Linked DNA regions of Homo sapiens: region 2 is linked to region 1. A link is an interaction called in ENCODE POLR2A ChIA-PET data of the cell type or tissue named here. Cell type or tissue: A673. All regions are shown on one strand. Each heading gives the region's core, and the rest is flanking DNA. Links, peaks and the distances in the headings are about the cores only.

Region 1 (9,948 bases), core at 947-8,946:
CACGTCTCAAGATGATCCCAGCTGTTTGGAGTGAGAGGCCCAGGGGAGGCAGTGTGGGCTGGGGGAAAACCCAGCCAGACTGCGAGTCCAGGGCCAGAGTCTCTCTGGGCCTTGGTTTCTCCATCTGGAGGGTTGGAGGGTTCTTTGAGATATGAGACAGGAAACTCAGAGGTAAGGGCTGATGTTGGAGATCCTTATAGATCAGGGGCCTCAGGTTGCTTAGCCTGGCATCCCCCCAGAGTAGGCCCAGGGGGCTCTGAGCTGCCTCTCAATCCAGCTGGCAAGTACCCGTTACCTGCTGAAGGTAGGGTCTGGGAGGGGCATGTTGCAGGGACACAGCCCCCGGCCTCCCTTCCCCACCCTTCTCCTGGCACCTGCAGCCCTGGCACCGAGCTGCCTGCTGGTGAGCCCACGAAGGAACCAACAGCTTTGCTGCTCCTCAGATCTCCCATTCCCTCCACTTGCTTTAAAATGACCATCTATGATTTCCATAGGACTTGAAGCCCCGTCACTTCATTCCGTGCTCAGAACAATTCCCATGAGGTAGGAACTGCTATTGTTCCTGTTTCCAGATGACACTAAAGCTCAAGAGAGGTTACGTGTCCTCCCCAGGATCTCAGAGCTAGTAAGGGCAAAGCAGGACTGGACCTCAGACCTTTGGACTCTAATTCTAAGCATTTCCATCATGAATTTCAGGTAATTACTATGTCCCATGTCATGTCCTGAGGCACCAGTCCTGGAGTGTCGAGAGACTCTTGTCCAAGGCACATACTTTGGTTGGGGAGCAATGCCCAACATAAAGTCCAGGAGGGAACAGAAAAGAGGGAACAAGAGTGATCAGGAGCCTCCTGGAGGACAGAGATGCTTGGGGAGAATTGGGAAACTGGGATTGGTAGAGAGAAGGGAAAGCATTCCAGCAGGGGGCAGCAGCTAGAGCACAGACTTGGAAAGTAAGAAGCTGCATGGAGCAGTGGTGTTGGGTGTTGGCGCCTAGTGGGTGCTCGATACATGTGTTGAATCATGAATGATGTATTGAATGGTGGTGTGGGGGACGGGGATCAAGGAACTTGGGGAGCTCAGATTGGCAAGAAAGACTGGGCTTGAATTTGTCCTTTATAGGCAAGAGGGAGCCGTGGAAGGCGTTGGAGCATGGGACTGACTTGGCAAAAGCCCAGTTGAGAAGTTTAAGTTGGCAGCCAGGGTTCCATCCAGGTGGTAGTTGAAGGAATGCAGATGTGAGGCAAGGGTGGGGCAGGGGTCCAGGGGACCCCTGGGACCCCAGCAGGTCCAGCCAGGGGCTCTGTAATAAAGCACAAGGGTCCATCTCTGGATCAGACTCATGCAAAGGCCCCTTCCAACCCAGGAGAGGCTCTGCTGTCTAGAAGAGGTACACCCCTTCTCCATGCTCCTGCCAAGCACTCCTCATCTAAAGACACCAGGCTCCCTCCACTGCCCCCTCCCCACTCAGGCAGACTCCTCCAGCCCCTAGTTCTGCAGGCCTTGGCTGAGAGGGGATCCAGAGTGGCCTCTGTGGGATGACATCACCGCCCACTGCCTGCCTGGCCTGCAAGTGGTTTCTCATCTGGATACCTGCTCGCAGCTCCCGCCCGCCCGGCTGCCCTGGCCAGGGAACACCCTAAGAGGCAGCTGCCAGAGGGAAGAGCTGGGAGCCTGCCTGTGCAACGGGAGGGAAGGGCAGCCAGAAGGACAGAGTGTCCGTGTGTCCATCCCACAGCCTTTGGAGCAGCTCCTGAGAGAGGCCATAGCCTGTCTGTGCTTTCCAATGCCTAGAGAATATTTCCTTAACTTTTCTACCTGTGTCCCAGAGAGTCAGCCTTCAGGAAGGTCAGGCCAATTTTCCAGGAAAGTGGTGGGGGGAAGGGGTGTGGGGGTGTGGATTTAACTCTGCTTTGAAACCCTGCCTCAGATTTTCTTGGCTTGGATTAAAATGAGCTGATGTCTGTCCACTCCCCAGCACCTCCTGCTCGTCCTCCAGGCATCTTCTGGCCACAAAGCTGGGGCTTCTTTCTCCTCCTTACCTCAGTTTCCCCATCTCCCCTTTCTCCCTTCGAGTTTGGCTCATTTTCCCATATTCCCATATCAGAGTCAAGGTATTCATATTGACACCACAAACCAATGAGTCCCTCTGTTCATCTTTCTGCCAGTTCACGCGTTTCACTGGTTCATTTCACACTTATTGAGTGCCTGCCACCTAACAGGCACTGTGGTCTGGTCAGTAGAGGTGGCAAGAGTCAACTAGAAACCCATACTCTAGGCCAGGCGTGGTGGCTTATGCCTATAATCCCAGCACTTTGGGAGGCCAAGGCGGGCAGATCACTTAAGGTCAGGAGTTCAAGGCCAGCCTAGCCAACATGGTGAAACTCCATCTCTACTAAAAAATACAAAAAAAAATTTAGCCAGGTATGGTGGTGGGCACCTGTAATCCCAGCTACTCGGGAGGCTGAGGCTGGAGAATTGCTTGAACCTGGGGGGCGGAGGTTGCAGTGAGCCGAGATTTTGCCACTGCACTCCAACCTGGGCGACAGAGCAAGACTCCGTCTCAAAAAAAAAAAAAAGAGAGAGAAAGAAACCCATACTCTAGTCTTTATTAAGCAGCCGCTGTGTCCCAGGTACCTGGGATGTAATGGGCCCTTCCCTAGGGACCAGGCGCCGGTGGCCCATTATAGGCCACATACAGTGCAGAAGTTAAGATCATAGGCAGTGGTGTCAGGTGGGCTTGGGTTCAATCCCAGCTGTGTGACCTTAGAGAATTCACTTACCCTCATGAGGCTTGCTTTGCCCATGCGTGAAACGGGGCCATCACAGGACCTACTGCATGGGGTTGCTCTGAGGATTGGACGAGGCAGCTCGATGCTGTTGGATGCCTCCAAGTCAGCACTGATGAAGGCTTGCTGTCACTATTGCTATGATCTGGCCATACTCAGGCCTTGCGGGCTCTCTAACCTGCCACAGAACTCTCTATTCTTGTTTGTTGCTGGAGCCTTTCTTTCCCACTCTTCTCATCCAGTGCCCCCACACTGGGAAAGGAGGCCCCATTTCTCGTAGGGCAGGGATGGCCCTTTTTGTGCCGGGTGCGCTTAAGAAGTGCTGTTGGCCACAGAGGCTCCAGGCATGGAACAGGCACTGCTGTTCCCCTAGGGGCACAGTGGGAGGTAGTCCGTCAGCGCAGCACCCGGCGCTGCCTCTGCCCAGCTGGCAGGGGCAGGCACAGAAGCTGGCATGCCTAAGTACAGAGGCGGGGCAGGCCCTACTGCCCGGCTGTTGGTTGCATTTCTGCCTGAAATACAATCCCGGCTTTAGCAGGGCTGCTCGGGACTGTGCACGTGCGAATGTATGTGGCACACTCAGCTGTGCAGGGTCCCTTCTGCTTCTCCAAAGGGCTGAGATGGGCCTGCAGGGCCCACACCTCATGGGAGAAAACTGCCGGGGGGCAGTGGGTTTCTTTCCCTGGAAGGAGGCCTCCCTTTGGGATTTCCTAGAGTTCTGTGGCCATTGCCGTCTGCCCTAGGTTGGAGGGAGCCTCCCCCTACAGAAGGACCCAAAGATCTAAGTAGTGCTTCTTGCACCTGGGTGCACACAAGCACCATAGGGACACAGGGGGGATGTCCAAAAACTACTCATGCCTGAGTCCCAGACCAAAGAAACCTGTCTCTCTGGAGCCCAGCATCAGTACTTTTAAAAAGCTCCCTGGGTGATTCTGTGCTTCCAAGTTGAGGATTACTGTGCTAGAAGAACCAGACTGATGGAAACAAATCAGAGGCAGTTATTCTGCAATGGAAAGACAGATGGGCTTGGGCCTGAACAAAATCATACTGAATGAATGTGATGCTCTTCATAGCAGCTGTGGGAGCTAGAGTCGTCTCTTGCCTGCTGTAGAGGGGCCTCTGGTTAGTCTTTTGTGAAATGGAAGATAAGGGGGATGTTGTGGGCATGAAATGGGGCGGTTAATGTGCCTGGCACATCACATTTGCCAAGTCAAACTCAGGCGTGTGGGGAATGTGGCTATAGGCTGAGGCACCAAGGGGGCTGTGTGGAACTTGGAGACCCTCAGCAATTTTTGTAGCCAGGCTAGTGACATGAAGCCCCCTAGCCTTCAAGGAGATTGGCAGACATATAGTTTATGCCAGTCGCAGTGGCCTATGCCTATAATCCCAGCACTTTGAGAGACTGAGGCGGGAGGATCACTTGAGCCCAGGAGTTCAAGACCAGCCTGGGCAACAAAGTGAGACCTCAGCTCTACAAAACATAAAAAAATTAGCCGGGTATGGTGGTGTGTGCCTTTGGTCCCAGCTACATGGGAGGCTGAGGTGGGAGGATTGCTTGAATCCAGGAGGTCAAGGCTGCAGTAAGCCATGATTGCACCACTGCATTCCAGCCTGGGCAACAAAGACCCTGTCTCAAAAAAAACAAAAGTATACTAGGAATTCCCTTTGGGCTGGGGGTGGTCTGAGAAGGCTTCCTGTAGGAGGTGACTAGTCCATTTCTGGCTAGTGGATCCTTTTCACTCCTAGCTAAAAGCACATCATAGGCCGGGCGCGGTGGCTCACGCCTGTAATCCCAGCACTTTGGGAGGCCGAGGCGGGTGGATCATGAGGTCAGGAGATCGAGACCATCCTGGCTAACAAGGTGAAACCCCGTCTCTACTAAAAATACAAAAAATTAGCCGGGCGCGGTGGCGGGCGCCTGTAGTCCCAGCTACTCGGGAGGCTGAGGCAGGAGAATGGCGTGAACCCGGGAAGCGGAGCTTGCAGTGAGCTGAGATTGCGCCACTGCAGTCCGCAGTCCGGCCTGGGCGACAGAGCGAGACTCCGTCTCAAAAAAAAAAAAAAAAAAAAAAAAGCACATCATATTTTAAGTGTCTTATCCCCCCCCGCCCCCCCCCCCGCCAATAATGGTGATGGGAAGAGTTGAAGTGCAGAGGTTTAAGCAGCATCCAGTGCCACTCAGCTAGGAAGCTAAAAGGGCACCCAGCCTGTCTGCCTTCCTGCCTGGTGCCTGCTTAGCAAATGTCGTGCTGGTCCAGTGGCTGAGGAGGACAGAGAAGCTGCTTGCTCCTGGGAGTCCACCTGCCCTCCCTCTGCTGCACCCAGCTTTTGACCCCTCAAGCCCCTCAAACTGCCGGGGCCTGACCACAAGCCCCGGCACTGAAAGGCAGAGAGAAACTGAGTCAGTCTCTGCAGCCAGAGGGCCCTCTCTGGAAGCAGGGCTGGGGGCAGGCCTGAGGCTGGTCCGACTGTACCCGGCCTGGGCTCGGTGGCAGCGCCTGGGTGAGCCCGAGGGGCAGGAACGGAGCGAACTTGAGGAAAAGTTGGCGGGGGGCGGGCTGGGCTCGCCAGCCGCTGGCGCGGGGACTTTCTTCTTGGGTTTCAAGTAAACAGTCTAGGCCTCCTCCCCCTCCCCTGCCTCCACCCCCGGCTCCTCATTCGACGGGTCTCATGTGTTTCTATTTAAGGGTTGCGAGTAAACCCCAGTGATTGGCGGCCTCAAACCCTCTTGACTCCTCGCCTGGGCCTGGGCCGTGGAGAAGCTCTCTCCCGCTCTCTCCTCTCCCTCTCCCGCCCGAGGGAGCAGGGCTGCCTTTTCTCTCGGGTTTGCAGGGGTTGGGGGCAGAGGCTGGAGCCTCCTGCTTGCCTTTCCTTTGCCTCTGGCCTCAGCCCTCATGGGCCGCCCACCCGCTGGCTCGCCGCCCTCCCCGATGCCCCTGCCGGCCCGAGAGGGAGGCCGGAGAGACCCCGTCGGCCCCAGGCCTCCCCGCAGGCTCCCTCATGCCGGGCTGTGACTAACTCATCGCAGCACAAGGCTTCTTTCTGAGCTTCCTTGGCCTCCGCCTCCGCTCTGCCTCTCTCTTTCCTCCTCCTCCTGCCCGTCCCCTCCCCGGCCCCCTGGCTCCCCATGTCCCCCGGACCCCGCGGTGCAGCGGGCCGGTCTGGGGCCTTGCTATATGGCCTGTCCTTGGCGCCCTGTGAGCTGCGAGCCCCGGCTGCGGGCTGCCCCTGGGAGCGGCGCTGGCGACAGAGCAGCCACCCCCGAGGAGGCCGATGGACAGGGGGCGCCCTGGCCGCGGGGCCATGGCTGGCCGCTGGCTCACCGCGTGCTTTCTGCCCTCGCCAGGTGCCGACGCCACCGCCGAGCCCATGATCCTGGAACAGTACGTGGTGGTGTCCAACTATAAGAAGCAGGAGAACTCGGAGCTGAGCCTCCAGGCCGGGGAGGTGGTGGATGTCATCGAGAAGAACGAGAGCGGTGAGTGCCCTGGCCAATGGCCGTCCACTGGGGTTCCGGTCTGGCCCCCGGGCCGAGCTGGTTTTTGTTCCTCCCTCCTCCCCCACCGCTGCAGCTATACGTTATTTCCATCTGGCAGAGAGAGGGCCGAGGCGGCTGAAGTTTCCCCCTGTTGGTTTGGGCTGCAGGCCAGCAGTTTGCCTGGTGGTGGAAGAATGTCTCCTTGCTCGGGGTAATTAACCAGCCTGTGTTAATTGCACGTTTCAGGCACAGCGCGGGAATAAATGGCCAGCCCTGCTGGGGTCCCCGTGCCCTCGGAGGCCCGTGGGGCAGGGTGCTCTCAGCTCAGGGATGCCCAGCAACAACCACGTTCTGAGCCAGGGTCCAGGGTCCAGGCAGGACAGCCCAGCCAGCTGGTGGGGAAGGCAGGCCCTGCTGTCACCATGGGGTCCAGGGTCCCCGGGTCGCTGGCAAGTTTGTGGAAGGGCCAGGCCTGCGGGCGTTGGTTGGGGTCTGGTTGGGGATCTGACTGCCCCCTGCCGAGCTGGAGGCCCCAGGACCTGGAAAGCAAGCGCAGTGAGGGGGATGCAGCCAGGCCTGGGCCAGGCAAGGTCCGGCACTGACAGGGGCCGTACTGACAGCTGCCCGGGGCAGCTGGTTCTCAGGGTGCCACGGAGGGGGCAAAGGTACCTTGGTGTCCCTGGCAGCAGGAGTCATGGCAGGTGAAGAGAGGAGAGCCCAAGCCTGTCAGTCCAGGCTTGTTCGGCCCCCAACAGGGCCAGGGCTGGGACTCGAGCCCAGGACATCCATCAGCCCACAGCCTCCCAGGGCTTGCATGGGTTTCTGGGGTGTTTTGTTTCAGTTTCGGTTTGCTGCAGGGAAGGCCCCTGTGCTCAGAGCCTCTCTGAGTGGTGTTTGGTGGATACTTCCAGAGGGGAGGAGCCTGTTCTCCTCTCCTAGTCCCACTCTATGCCTTGCCAGTGTTTAAACCCGGAAAGGAAAGGCAAAGCATAGGACAGCAGTGCCTGCTCCGTAGAGACAGGAATCGAGACACAGGGAGGTTGCGGGGAAGGGAGTCTCCTGAGATCCAAAGCAGAACCCTGTGCCTCCTGGTGGCCAGGAGCTGTGGAGATGCTAAGGAAATCCCAGTGGGCCTCCTGGGGGAGGTGGGTGCAGGCTCCTGCCACCAGTGGCTCCAGAGAACAGGGCTGTGATATGCGTATAGGGTCTGACTTGTGGCCCTCCTGCTCTGAGGTCTTCGAAGTGCCTGCTCCCCTCTCAGGTCAGACTGTGTCTGCCCTTGTGCCTGGAGTCATCACCAAGGTGGTCAGCAGTGACAGTCCTCCCTGGCAGAGCCATGTCCCTGCTGTGAGGCCTCAACCTTTCGTCCCAGGTGCCCACACTGGGCTCCTCCCTGGGCAGCTTTGTCCTCAGCCTTTGTCATGCTCATGGTGCCACGTCCCTGCCCGCAAAGTAAGCTAGCAATGTCATGGGGGTCTGGCTCTGGAAACCCCCAGTACCTGAAGACCCAAAGCAATGGATCTCTAATGGTGACATGGGAGACCTCAGGCGAGGGAGATGTTTGTTGTAGAGCTTGCATCAGGAAAGGTGGTTGGTTCTTCTCAGAACTTCTGGCTAGGGAAGTTCTGAGCAAACCAATGGTTCTCCCACCACGCCTGCCTGTCACACCATAGCCGTTTAACCCTTGAGCAGCAGGAGGTAGTGAGCCCCCATGTCTTTGGGGGCTGCCAGCCACTGGCCAGGATGGCTGAAGATGAGAGCACACAAGAGGAAGTCATCCTGCTGGAAGACTCCAGGATTCCCAGGGCATGTGCGCCCTCTCCCCTCCTATCCCATCTACAGGACCCTGGGACACTGGAGTCCTAGGATTGGGGGAAGGAGCCTTGACAAAGGGGGAGATGCCTGCTCTCCTGAGGAGCTGCTGATGGCTGTTAGAGGTGGCCCAGGCACCCCAGCTCCCCACGGCCACCCGTGGCCAGAGCAGGCCAGTCTGGCACGCAGACTGTGTGAGGGAGCTGCTGTTCTTAGAAGCCGCATTCTACCTGCCACTGCCTGCTGGGGGGCTTCATGTCCCTTAACTTCTCTGGGCTTCAGTTATTCCTTCCATAAAATGGAGATGACCTTGTGGCTGGTTGGAAGCAGGGGCTGGAGCAAATGACCTCCCTGAGCTCTCTCTCAGGTCTGAACTCCAAGGCTGGGAAACTTGGTGGGACTCAAGGTGTCGGGTAGAAAGAGTTTCCCTGAACATGGCTTTTCTACTTCTGGGAGTTTCGTATCTTTACCGTTGGTAGAGACAGCTGCTCAGCTGCAGATATTTGCACAGGACCTGCAGTGCTGTGCCTACCTATTCAAACCCGTCTGTTGCTATCTACTAGGAGGCCTGGAGTATACATCCAGCCTAACCAGAGAAATGAAGTGGGTGGAGGGGAGAAAGGAAGAGGGCCAAGCTGCAGATCTCTGGGATGGTCGCTTCCCAGTTCAGGGAAGCTGGAGGCCTGACGGTGGGGGAGAGGAGGCGTCTTGTGCAACCTGAAGGAGTGGTGAGTGAGGCTTTTGAACTCAGGAACAAAGACCCAATTGTGAAGCCTTTGACCTTGGGACACAGTGGGTGTGTTGAGGCATTTCCATTTGCGTTGTTGGGCAATGGCCCCAGCCAGCACCATCCCCACCTCCCTGGGCCTTGCCTTGCCCACAGGGTGCCAGGACTCTGCCTTTGTCCCCTCTCACTTGGCTGGGAGTGCCTCAAGTAGAGTGTCCACAGGGGGACCCAGCCACCTCTGGCTCTGCCTGCTCATCAGAGCCCCTCTGTGCTCTCATTGGTCTAAAGAGAGATGTGCATGGAAGGTGATTCTGAGTCAGTAAACACCAGGTGGCAGGCCACATGCTTCACATACATCATTCTTTTGGGATATCATGGAACAACACCATGCAGTAGAAGGGAGTTTAACCAATTTGTGGCTGAAGTAATAGGCTAAGAGGCTAAGTAATTGCCTTAGAGTCCAAGAGCTAAGATCTCTCCCCTCAACAGAGGTCATGCAGGGAGGCTGAGAATGGGCCCATCCCAGGTGGGAAGGGTAGAAGTCCAAGTTGGCAATGCTGTAGGTTGAGGCGAGATGCAGGCTGGGTGAGATGGCTGTAGAGCTCCCTGGAACATCTGTGGGGAAGGTTGTCTCTGCATCCCTCCTTCCAGCTAATGGGAATTCATGTTGTTCATTGATCCATTGAACTTAGGGACAAGAAACAGCTGAGAGGGTCTGAGGAAGGTGATGTGTACCTAGGACTGAGGACAAACCTGTTCCAGAGAACAGGAGTCAAACCCAAAGTGAGACTTGAATAGCTTTAAGGAAAGCATTTGTGATCAACCAGTGGGCCTAGGGCCAGACCAGAAGAGGACTCTTTTTCTCCATTGATATACAGGGACACATAGAGCAGGAAGATTCATAGCTTTGGTAGCTTTGCCACCCAGCAAGCCATACCAGGGCATGCAGCCGCCATTGTTACTTTGTCTTTGGAAACCCCTCTACCCTTGACATAAGCAAAAGTGCATAAGGCGCCTCCTCTTTAGGACATTCATTTGCCTCAAATACTGCATTGGCTTCCCTCTCCAGCAGGCATAATTTCTGGCAGCGTGGTGACATCAGGGTCCTGGTCACTCTGATTTGTGTGTTGAGCAAAGCTGCATCC
Region 2 (9,948 bases), core at 1,203-9,202, 85 kb after region 1:
AATCGTGTTGGCGAGGAGGAGGGAGCCGGCCAGAAAATGTGATTATTCCAGGGAATTGACTCTGTGACAGTGATGGTGCATAGAGGCTGGGGGGCTGCAGAGAGGCAGAGGCAGAGGCCAGGAGGGCCTGTGCAGGGGGGAGGTAGGAGAGACAAATGGTGCAGAGTGGGGGAAAGCCAGTGGGCTGACCTGGACCCTGGGGAACAGTCCCTGCTCCCTCACCCCTCTGGGATTCCAGGCACTGACCCTTGGGAACTTCAGAGGGTGGGAGACAGAGAGGGGAAGGGGCAGTAACAGCAGGGAGAAGAGGAATCAGGTCGCTCAGAGATGTCCAGCCAGAGCCTCCAGGAACACAGCTGTCACAGGGCCCACACCACCCCCTCAGGACAATCAGTCCAGAGCTCCTGGGGCTGGGCAGACCCTCAGAACAGAGCTCTTAATGGGGCTGGATGCAAGCTATCCTGGTCTCTCTGCCCCTTCAGGAGTCCCCTTCTACTTAAACATGCACACTACCAGGTGCTCACTAACTTCCAGGCAACCTGTTCCATTGTGGAGTTAATCTGTCTTTAAAGAGTATTTCCTTCTTTTAAACCAAAATCTACCTCCCTGTATTTAACCCACTACCTCCTGAGCTGCCTATCAGCCCAGTACTGAAGACAATTCTCAGGGAATACTCAGAGTCCCCACACACCTTCCCACCTCTTAGATAATGAACAAAACCAGACTCAGTACTCTAGATGTGCACCAACCAGCTCAAGGCATAGTGTGGCCATCACCTCCCTTGGTATATATGCTATACTTCTAATAATGCAACCTAAAAGTACATTAGGTTTTTTTCAGTAACCAACATTCATATACTAGTAGGCAGGACAGGAGCACAGTTAAGTGCAATGAATTTGAAGTCATCAGTCTAGGTTCAAATCCTGGCCCTGCCATTTCCTGTATGACAGGGCTATATGACTGGACAAATAGCTGAACTTCTTGGGGCCTCTTCAGCAGTGAAATCAGCATCTACTGATTTACATAAAATCTGTATCTAATACTCCCCTTAGAAGAGACGCTGTGAGGATGAAAAGGAGTAAGGTACACAGGGCACCTAATAGGAGACCTGGCACAGTCATTAGGTTAATATAAGCCGTTGTTATTGGCATGTGAAATGCCACATGATTCAGAAGAAAGTGCATGGGCTTTGGGGTGATCCAGGTCTGGATCAGGCCTAGGTTTAAATGTCTGATCCAGCACTTGGCTGGTGGCTTTTGGGTAAGCAACCTTCCTCCCAGCCTCAAATTTCTCACCTAGAGAATAGGGGTAATAATACCTGCCCTGAGTTGTTGTTGGAAAGATCCGAGGTAAAGTGGGACCACCCCCAGCACCCAGAAGCTACCCGATAACTTCAGATATTAGTATTTGCTTGGCTTGAGCACAGTCTCAACTAAAAGTCAGGTACACCTGTCCTCAGACCATGGGCTTTTTGAACCTTAATGCAGGATTTCACATCAGTCATGATGGGTACCCAGGAAATACTCATTGAATGAAATCACCAAAGACCAAGAAGCAGCAGCTAAAATGTAGAGGTGAGAGGATAAAGAAGAAAGAAAGGAGAAACAGTGGAGGATGTACAAAGAGAAGGGGGTAGGAAGAGGATCCCTTTAGCCTTGCTTGAAATCTTGCTAGAGTTGGGAGGGGAGGGACAAAAGCTGCTGGGAAACAGCTAAAAACGGAACGAATCCCTAGGGCCAGTGCCCAGCCCAAGTCTGTCTTCTCTCCCTCTCCACCCCTCAGGGTCAGGAGCAGCTGCAGGCAGCCAGCAGCTCCAAAATAACCATCCCATCAGTGAGCCCAGCTGTGTCGAAGCCCTGAAATAGATGAAACTCGAGACACAGGAGCTGGTTAGAACACCCTCCGCAGAAGGGACGGCAAAGGTCACAGTTGAGTGAGCTGATACCAAGTTAGAGGTCAGGGCAGTGTTTGGGGCCCCAAGCCATGGGAGAACACCATGGGACCAACCTCGGCCCAAGACTGCACCACTTGATGGGTAAGGCTTAGAAAAACCAGATGGGCAACCTCTCACCCCAAGCAGTGGGGTGGCCCCACATTCGGAAGCAACAAGTTACATAATCGGTGCCGGGACACGTGCCCACCTGCTTTGGAGGTGTTTATGATGGGAACAGAGATGGCACAAGGCCATGAGGAGAAGCCGCTAAGCTGACTACCCTTGCATGTCCCATCATTCAGGAAAGAACCTGTCAGTCTTCAGCTCTTGCCTGTTCTGGTGCCCGGCAGTGGCTCTACCAACACCCTGGGCCAGAGCAAAAATAAGCAGACCCTGCCAGGGCAGGGAGGTCCCGGCCATGTGTTTCCCCTCCTCTAGGTGGTGCTGGGGGCCCTACTCACTGACCTACTGTGTGCCCAGCCCTGGGCAGGGAGTCTGGGAGAGGGAGGAGCCAGGAACTGGGCCCTGGGAGCCAAGAGTCAGTGGAAGGGGCAAGGCTTAAAGGCAGGACATGTTTTTTTTATTATTATTATTTTTTGATACGGGGTCTCGCTCTGTTCCCCAGGCTGGAGTGCAGTGGCACGATCTAGGCTCACTCACTGCATCCTCTGCCTCCCAGGTTCAAGCGATTCTTGTGCCTCAGCCTCCAAAGTGGCTGGGACTACAGGTGCACACCACCACGCCTGGCTAATTTTTGTATTTTTTGTAGAGACAGGGTTTCACTAGGTTTCCCAGGCTGGTTTCGAACTCCTCAGCTCAAGTGATCTGCTGGCCTCAGCCTCCCAAAGTGCTGAGATTACAGGTGTGAGCCACCATGCCTGCCCCGAAGTCAGGAAAATATTTGAATACAATTCAGTTACCAGAGTCTTAGTATCTAGGATTAGACAGGACTTTCGAGGAACTAAGGTACTAGGAAATCCATTTATCCCTGCCAATCTCTCAGCTAGAGGCTAGAATGGCCCTAGGGTCAGGAAGTTTACCATCTCCCAAGGCTACCTATTCCCCACCTTGGAATAACCATGACTTAGAAAAACTCTCCTGGTGGGAATCCATATGTATCCCAGATACCCTCCTTGGGGCTCCCTCTGAGTCTTCTCTCCTTTACAGTAAATAACCCCTTTAGGATCAAGATCCCCAACTAAGGCTGAAGTCCCCTTCCTGTTTCAGAGTGGGCTAGGGAAGGTATTCTGGACGACACAGGAGTTGACCTGAGCTGAAACACAGGAGGGTTTGGGTTGACAGGTGAGAAAACTGTTAGCAAACACCTGGTGAAGAGCAGGAGTGGGAGCGGGAGGAGACAGACTGAGGAGGGCCCCAGGGCTTGCTGTTGCCCAGAAAGCCACCCGGCCCTGCCATACGCTGCCAGCAGTGCAGGGTAACCAAGGCAGGACCTGGGCGTGGGGGACCTCAGGGCAGGCCGGGGCCTCCTTTGAGGCAGAGCTTGCCGTCAGCCTGAGAGTCCCATTTGTTGACGTTCTCACATCCGGAGCACTGGCTAATCTGTAACCACAGGTCAGCCTGCAGCCGCCTGGCTTGCTAGCAGGTATCTGCTGGCCCCTGTTTGGGAGGCGCTGCCAGCCCTTTACTGTCTCCACAAACATCCTCCTGCTGGTCCGCATCTGGCACGGGGCATGGGAGGGAGCCGGGAAGTGCGGGTGCCTGGCTTAGACAGGCAAGGGGGTTCTCCACCCCTCCCAGCACCCACCTCCACCCTCTCCCTTTAAACCCAACCATGGGAAATTTAGGAGAAACAAACATGCTTTCTGGGGCTCACAGAGGGAAGGGCAGAACATCCTAAAATCACTCACAGTCACAGACTTTAAGATTCAGAGAATCTTCAAGCCACGGGATCTCATAGATTTATAGAATCATCTGGTCTAGTGGGTCTCAAACTTTTTTAAAAAGCAGTGGAATCCTTTTGTCCAACAGAACCCCAAGTTCTGGCTGAAGTCTAGGAGGTGGACCTAGCACCTATCCCCTCACCCTCTCTCTGGCCTTCTCTGCAGCCTCCAAGACACCTCTGTGGAACCCCAGTGTTCCAAGGAACCCAGCTGGAGAAGCACAGATCTTGTTCCAAGGAGCAATTTCGATTGCATGGTTTTCCTTTCAGCCCGATACAGAGACCTGGGTTCAAGGCTCCCTCTTCTAGTTGAAGAGCTGGTTTGAGGGGTTGGCTTTTTTGGCCGTGGAGGGCGGTGTCTTTAAATTAGGTATTCCTTTTTAACCTAAAGACAAAAGCCCTTCTCATTTGTGTAAATGCCTTTCCACATCTGTGAGGTAAGTGGGGTGTGTATAATTATGCCCAAATAATGAGGAGGCTGAAGCACAGAGAAGCTGAGAACTGCCCAGAGCTAATGAGTGGCCAAGTCAAGCCTTGATTCAGTGGGTCTCCTGCATCTTAAATGAAGGCATTGTCCCCAATACTGCAAGGCCCGAGCTCCTCCCTCCACATACACCCCACCCTGAGCCCCACCACTCTCTCCAAGGCCCCAGTACAATCTCTTGGGCCCAAGAGATGCTAGGGGCAAACATGAGATTGCCTTTCTTGTAAGTTAAAAACAGTCCAATACTGGTGATTACATATGGTTCAACTTGATATATATTCATTGTGGTAGAAAACTAGAGTGCACAGGAATAACTGAACCAGACAAAGCCCTCGGGAGCCTCCGGGGAACTATAAGGCAGGCAGACCGACCTTCCCCACTGAATCTGGCATCCTGGGCGCTGCACTGCCCCTCTTCCTTGTACCAGCACTGCTGGGGCCCTGGTGGCCTATCTGTGCCCAACATGTGCAGTTGATCCTTGATGCCTTGAGCTCTTGTAAGCTCGACTCTGGAAGGCACAGGAGGGCCACTGTCCCCGCTCTTGTCGGGTATCCAGACCTAATAGGGAGATCAGATGGACTCACATCTAGAGAAGCTGGAAGGTAATGTAGCCCAAGCTCCTGGGTTCAAATCCCAGCTCCACCAACTGCCAGCTGTGTGACCTTGGGCAGGTTATCAGACCTCTCTCAGCCTCTGTTCCTTATCTACAAAATGGGCACAATAATACCTTCCTTTATATACAAAGAGGATATATGCTGGATCTTTAAAGAGCAGGACAATACATGACTCAAAGCTGCTTATACCACTTAGGTCTCCAAGTGCTTCCGATGGTCAGGAGGAGGAAGGGTCATTTTGAATGAGGGAGGTCTGGGAAAGCTTCCTAATGGAGGGGAGGGTTTGGTGTGGGGCACTGATATAGCTGGCAGAATTTGGGGTAAGCAGAAAGGAAGCACCAGAAAACCCTCTGAAGCAGAAGGAAAAGCAAGATTTTTTTCTTAATCAAAAAGAAATGAAAATCATCAAAGAGGAAGAAATCATGATCGGCAGCCTCAGCTGTTTCCCCCAGCCCAACAGCTGGCTCAGGCTCCTTAAACTAATATTTGCCTCTTGGCCCCTAGCAGCCACAGCTGAGGGTAAATATTGGTTTAGCCTGGGAAGCAGAAGGCCCAGATGGCAGTGTGGTCCTCGGCTGGGGATCACTCATGCTCAGCACCTCCAAGCTGAGGCACACCCTGGATAGGGGACCTGACCTAGGCCCCTATCTCCAGGGGGCCTGGAGAACCCACCCAGCAGCACATGACCCTTGGAAGCCCATCCTGAGAGTCTCCATACAGCTCTCTCCTCAGTAGGCAGGCGTGGGTCTTTTACCAAGACCTGGGAACCTGTGCATGGCAAGGGATGGAATAGAATGCATAAGCCCTCGGGAGCCCCCACCTCATCCCCTCCTAGAACCCTCCCGGACCCAGCCCCACCATTTAGATGTGTTGATAGCCTCCTCCCTCTGACCTTACTCCCAGATCAGCCTGAGAGATCTGGGTTCCAGGCCTGGCCTGGCTGATGAGCAGCTGGGAGAGTTTGGGCAGGCCTCTCCCCATCTCTGGGTCTCATACTTCTCCACTGTCAACCAGCCAGTCCCTCTTACTGAACAACTTGACAGCACAAAAGCTGCTGGAAGCTTTCAGCTCTCATGGCTCTCTCCCCTGTGATGCATACACATACCCACACCTGTGCACACCCCTCACCTCCACAAGTCACCCACTACCTTTCTACCTCATTCCTTCCCCTCCTGGATCTGCTCCCCTACTGACCGCCAATTCCCCACCTCTGCACCTGTGGACACCCCCCTGTCTGACCTAAATTGTTCCTCAACCAATCCATTCTTTTCACCTCACTTAGTTCCTGACTTAAAACTTGTCTCCTACAGGAAGTCCTCCTGGATTGCTCTCTAGCTGCACTCCCCTCCCACACATACACACAGTTTTACTCTTCAGGTCACACTTGATTGCAGAATTGAACTTGGGCCACCTTGCATCAGTTATATGATGTGTCCCCCAGGGAAAACATTATTCCAGGAGAGGGGCTGGGTTTTTGATTCTTCTGTCTCCCACCTGCCCCCGCTTAGTGCCTAGGCAGTGGTAGGCACCAAGGGATGCTCTGGAGCACCCTGTAAGTGGGCTCTTGGCCCGCCAGCCAAGTCCTGCTGGGACTCACAGCTGCTCTTCCTGAATTGACATTTCTGAGAGGAGCAAGGAGACCTTGAGATACTGGGATAGGAGCTTCTTTTTCCATGTATTAATCACCCCATAAAACCTGTGTTTATTTAGTTGCTGGCGGGTCCTTCTCCCTGGAGGAAGGAAGCTGTTATTCTTGACGATACCAGCCTGGGCTTGGGCCAGGGCGCCCCAAAGAAAGAGGTGATCTGCAGAACTCCAGCATAACAGGGAGGAGGGCCTGCTGGGGCTGTGGCATGGGCACCATAACAGGGAGGAGGGCCTGCTGGGGCCATGGCATGGGCACCATTGTGGGCTTGGATTCTGGCCAGGGCAGGGAGGACCGTCCACTGGGGAGAGACACCAGCCCCTGCCTCCACTCTGTCTGGGGACACAACCCATCCATGGCCTGACCTGCTTACCTACTATGTGCCAGCTACCCTGGGAAGCCTCTGGTCTAAGGAACAAACACAGAGCAGGTAAGATTGGGAGGGCTTTGACCACAGGCTTCAGACAAAGGGGGCAGGGGCAGGCCTGGCAGAAAATCCCCAAAGATCAGACATTGGTTTGGGGGACAGTCACCCCAGGAAAGACTGGCCCAGCCTCAGAGCCACCAAGATGGACAGCGACTTTCTTCAGAAGAGAGACAGCAGCGGGGAGAAGGACACCAAGACCAGGGAAAGCAAGAAGGGTGAGAGGATCTAGGTCAAGGGAGAGAGAAAAGCCCAGAAAGATACAGGTGCAGTAAAGGTGCAGGTGATGGAGAGAGGGAGGGGCGGGAAGTGGGGCGGAGAGGAAAGAGAAGGCAGGGAAGGAAGCTGATCCTGAGGCTACCTGGGGTAGAGGGGAGTATCTCAGAGGACAGGCAGTGAACGAAGGTGGAGAGATCACGCCCACCTCAGGAGATCTCTGGATGAATCTCTGTGTCTCCCTCTCTCTCTTTACCAAAAAAAAAAAAAATTCAGGAAGAATAAATGAAGGGATATCTCAATCTGCCAATTGAATTTAGGGGCCATAATCAGTGTTTGAAAATACCCAGGGATTATGGTGATTTACGGCTGGGACGGAATCCGCTGGGGCCTTAGCCTTATCGGGTGTGCAGAGAGGAGCCTGTCAGGAACTCCAAATGCAACTGAAAACACTGCGTGCAAACCCATTTATAGTCACAGGGGGGATGGGGCTGGACCAGGTCAGGCCACCTGGGCTCTGGCCCAGGATGGGCCCTTCAGATTATTCTCCAAGCCCTCCTCAGCCCCTGAGGGTGGGAAGCCCGTCTGTCGTGTTCCACTTCATTCCCATGTGCCAGGGCCCTCCTGGAACTTGTAGGCCCAGCCCAAGTCTTCTCTTCCAAGAAGCCCTCCTGGCCTCCATCCTCCCCCACTGACCTCAGCCTCCTCTGACTTCCTGCCTCCTTTTATGTTTAAACCAGCTGGAGGGTAATGGGAAAGGTGTTGCTTTTGGCATCAGAACACCCAGTTCAAGTCCCAGCTCTGCCACATCCCTACATGGGCAAGCCAGGCCTTGCGTGGGCCTCAGTTATCTCCCTGCCAAATGGGGATAAAAAACACTCCCTGTGGGGCCTGCTTCAGAGGGGTTAAATGAGATAACTGGATAGAAACCATCTCGGCAGATGGAAGGCATCCCATGACCACAGCGGTTAGTGATTTACTGGCTTCTCTTGGGTTGTGCCCTGAGCGCTTGCATCGTCTGGAGTGTTTGCTTCATCTCCCTAACTTCCCAATGAGCCTGGGTTATCTGTGGGCAGGGCTGGGTTGCCCTTGGCCCCCACCCACCTGCCGTTTTCTTCATCTAACAACGCATCTGCCCTCCCATTCGTCCCCCACCCTGCCCCTGACTACTCTCCCCTACCTACCCTGCAAATATTCCTCCACGTCCTCTGCAGGTCAGGCAGAAGCCTCCACTCTGGAGAGCAGCCCGACTGAGTGAGACGTGGATTCTTCCCCATCTTGCAGGGAAGTGGACGTATGGACGGACCAAGGCTCTGCGATGCTCAGTACTGAGAGAAGCACCAGCACCACTTGGTGGCACACAAAGATGGAGAGAAGAATTCCGCCCAGGAAGGTTTCAGGGAGGGAGGGGGCTTTGGGACTGGCCTTGAAGCCAGAGTGGGGACTGTGAGGGAGGCCACTTTTTGCTTAGGGAAAAGCAAGAATGTTGCCCCACTGCCCTCACCTGCCCACCCCTCAACAAGACTGTGGCTTTCTCAGGAGCAGAGACTTTGTCTTCCACCATGTGGTTAAGTCCTGGGCTAAGTCAAAGCCTTCACAACCATTATACAGGTGGGAAGCCTGAGGCTCAGGCAGAAGTGGTCAGGTTAGAGCTCAAACTCAAGCGCTGGGACTCCAGTGCCTTGAAGTGTGGGGCCCTGAGGATACCAGAGCAGCACCAAGGCATTCACTTGAGCCCTGAGTGAAGAACTGTCCTCCCCAGAATGGGTGGGGACAAATGACAGCCACTGACCCCCTACTGTGCATCAGCTGCTCCTCAAAGAACCCCGAGAAAGCATTTAGCCCCACGTTACAGATGAAGAAACTGAGGCCCCACAACTAGTACAGCGTGAGGCTAGGATCTGCCGGTCTCTGTAGCTCAGGGACATGAACGCTGCCCTTTCTGCCCCCGGCTGCAGGCACACCCCTTTTACAGAGAAAATGCAAAGCACCTGGGCTCCCTTCTTCAGTCGCTGAGACCCAGAACTGCCCAGTTCCAGGCTCTTAACATGTCATTGTGAGTGCAGAAACACTTTTGTTGAGGTGAAAAACAGAAAGTTCCCAAACTACTAGCTAATAAAAACAGCTTCCTGATGTTTGGAACTCAACAAACAGGCTTCTGACTCATTTCTTTGTTTTTACTATCACTGACTTTTTGCTCAAAAGTGTTGTGGACAGAAGAACTTCACTGTTTCTAGGCTCTGAAGTCAGAAAGGGAAAAAAAAAAAAGGTTTTCAACCACCTTCATGGCCTCTTTCTCTGCAGGGAGAGGCGGGTAGAGATGGGAGACGAAGGAAAAAGTGTTGCTTGAGCATATACTTGGTACCCGAGACTGTGCTGGGCACTTTACTCACAGCCTCCCTGATGGAACTTAATCTTCCCACCAACCCATTTCACAGCTGAGGAAGCTGAGGCTTGCATAGCCTCTGCCTGGAGACAAAGCCAGTTTGCCGATGGCCTGATTTGTACCCAGAGTCTATGTGTGCGCACATGCACTTGAGTGCCTGTGCACAAGGAGAGCCAGGTGGGAAGGATCCTGGGCTGGGAGTCAGGTGACCTGAGTTCTAGTCCTACCTTAACCACCAACTTACTGTGTGACCCTAGGAAGTCGGAGATTCTCCTGTCCTCTTCCGGCCCCAGTACTTGTGCCATTGCAGGGAAGCCTGGCCCCTGAGCATGCCAGGCTGCTTCCC

The links. Peaks named below come from ENCODE experiments on the same cell type or tissue, not always from the same donor. Only the 100,000 strongest peaks of a DNase experiment are listed, where the experiment ranks them.
Region 2: POLR2A ChIA-PET joins it to region 1 with 10 read pairs; 9 of 35 experiments call an interaction of 5 or more read pairs at or near these places.

What each region holds. Positions count from the first base shown.
Region 1 is chr10:103,657,299-103,667,246 of GRCh38, reverse strand. It overlaps SH3PXD2A (SH3 and PX domains 2A), which reads left to right. Exons shown (of 15, transcript NM_001394015.1): 8 at 6,133-6,264. LOC124902495 (a long non-coding RNA gene) reads right to left here and starts at 7,087. Exons shown (of 2, transcript XR_007062276.1): 1 at 6,110-7,087; 2 at 1,096-1,300. RefSeq lists an enhancer at 8,967-9,468. In A673, for the core only: no CTCF peak of the experiment used is centred there; DNase peaks (open chromatin) are centred at 3,206, 5,456 and 7,136; H3K4me3 peaks cover 1,838 bases; H3K27ac peaks cover 3,656 bases.
Region 2 is chr10:103,572,529-103,582,476 of GRCh38, reverse strand. All of the region lies in intron 3 of NEURL1 (neuralized E3 ubiquitin protein ligase 1), which reads right to left. LOC124902496 (a long non-coding RNA gene) reads left to right here. Exons shown (of 3, transcript XR_007062277.1): 2 at 1-38; 3 at 1,488-2,506. Among named protein-coding and RNA genes, the nearest start is that of NEURL1-AS1, 60 kb to the right of the region's middle. In A673, for the core only: no CTCF peak of the experiment used is centred there; no DNase peak of the experiment used is centred there.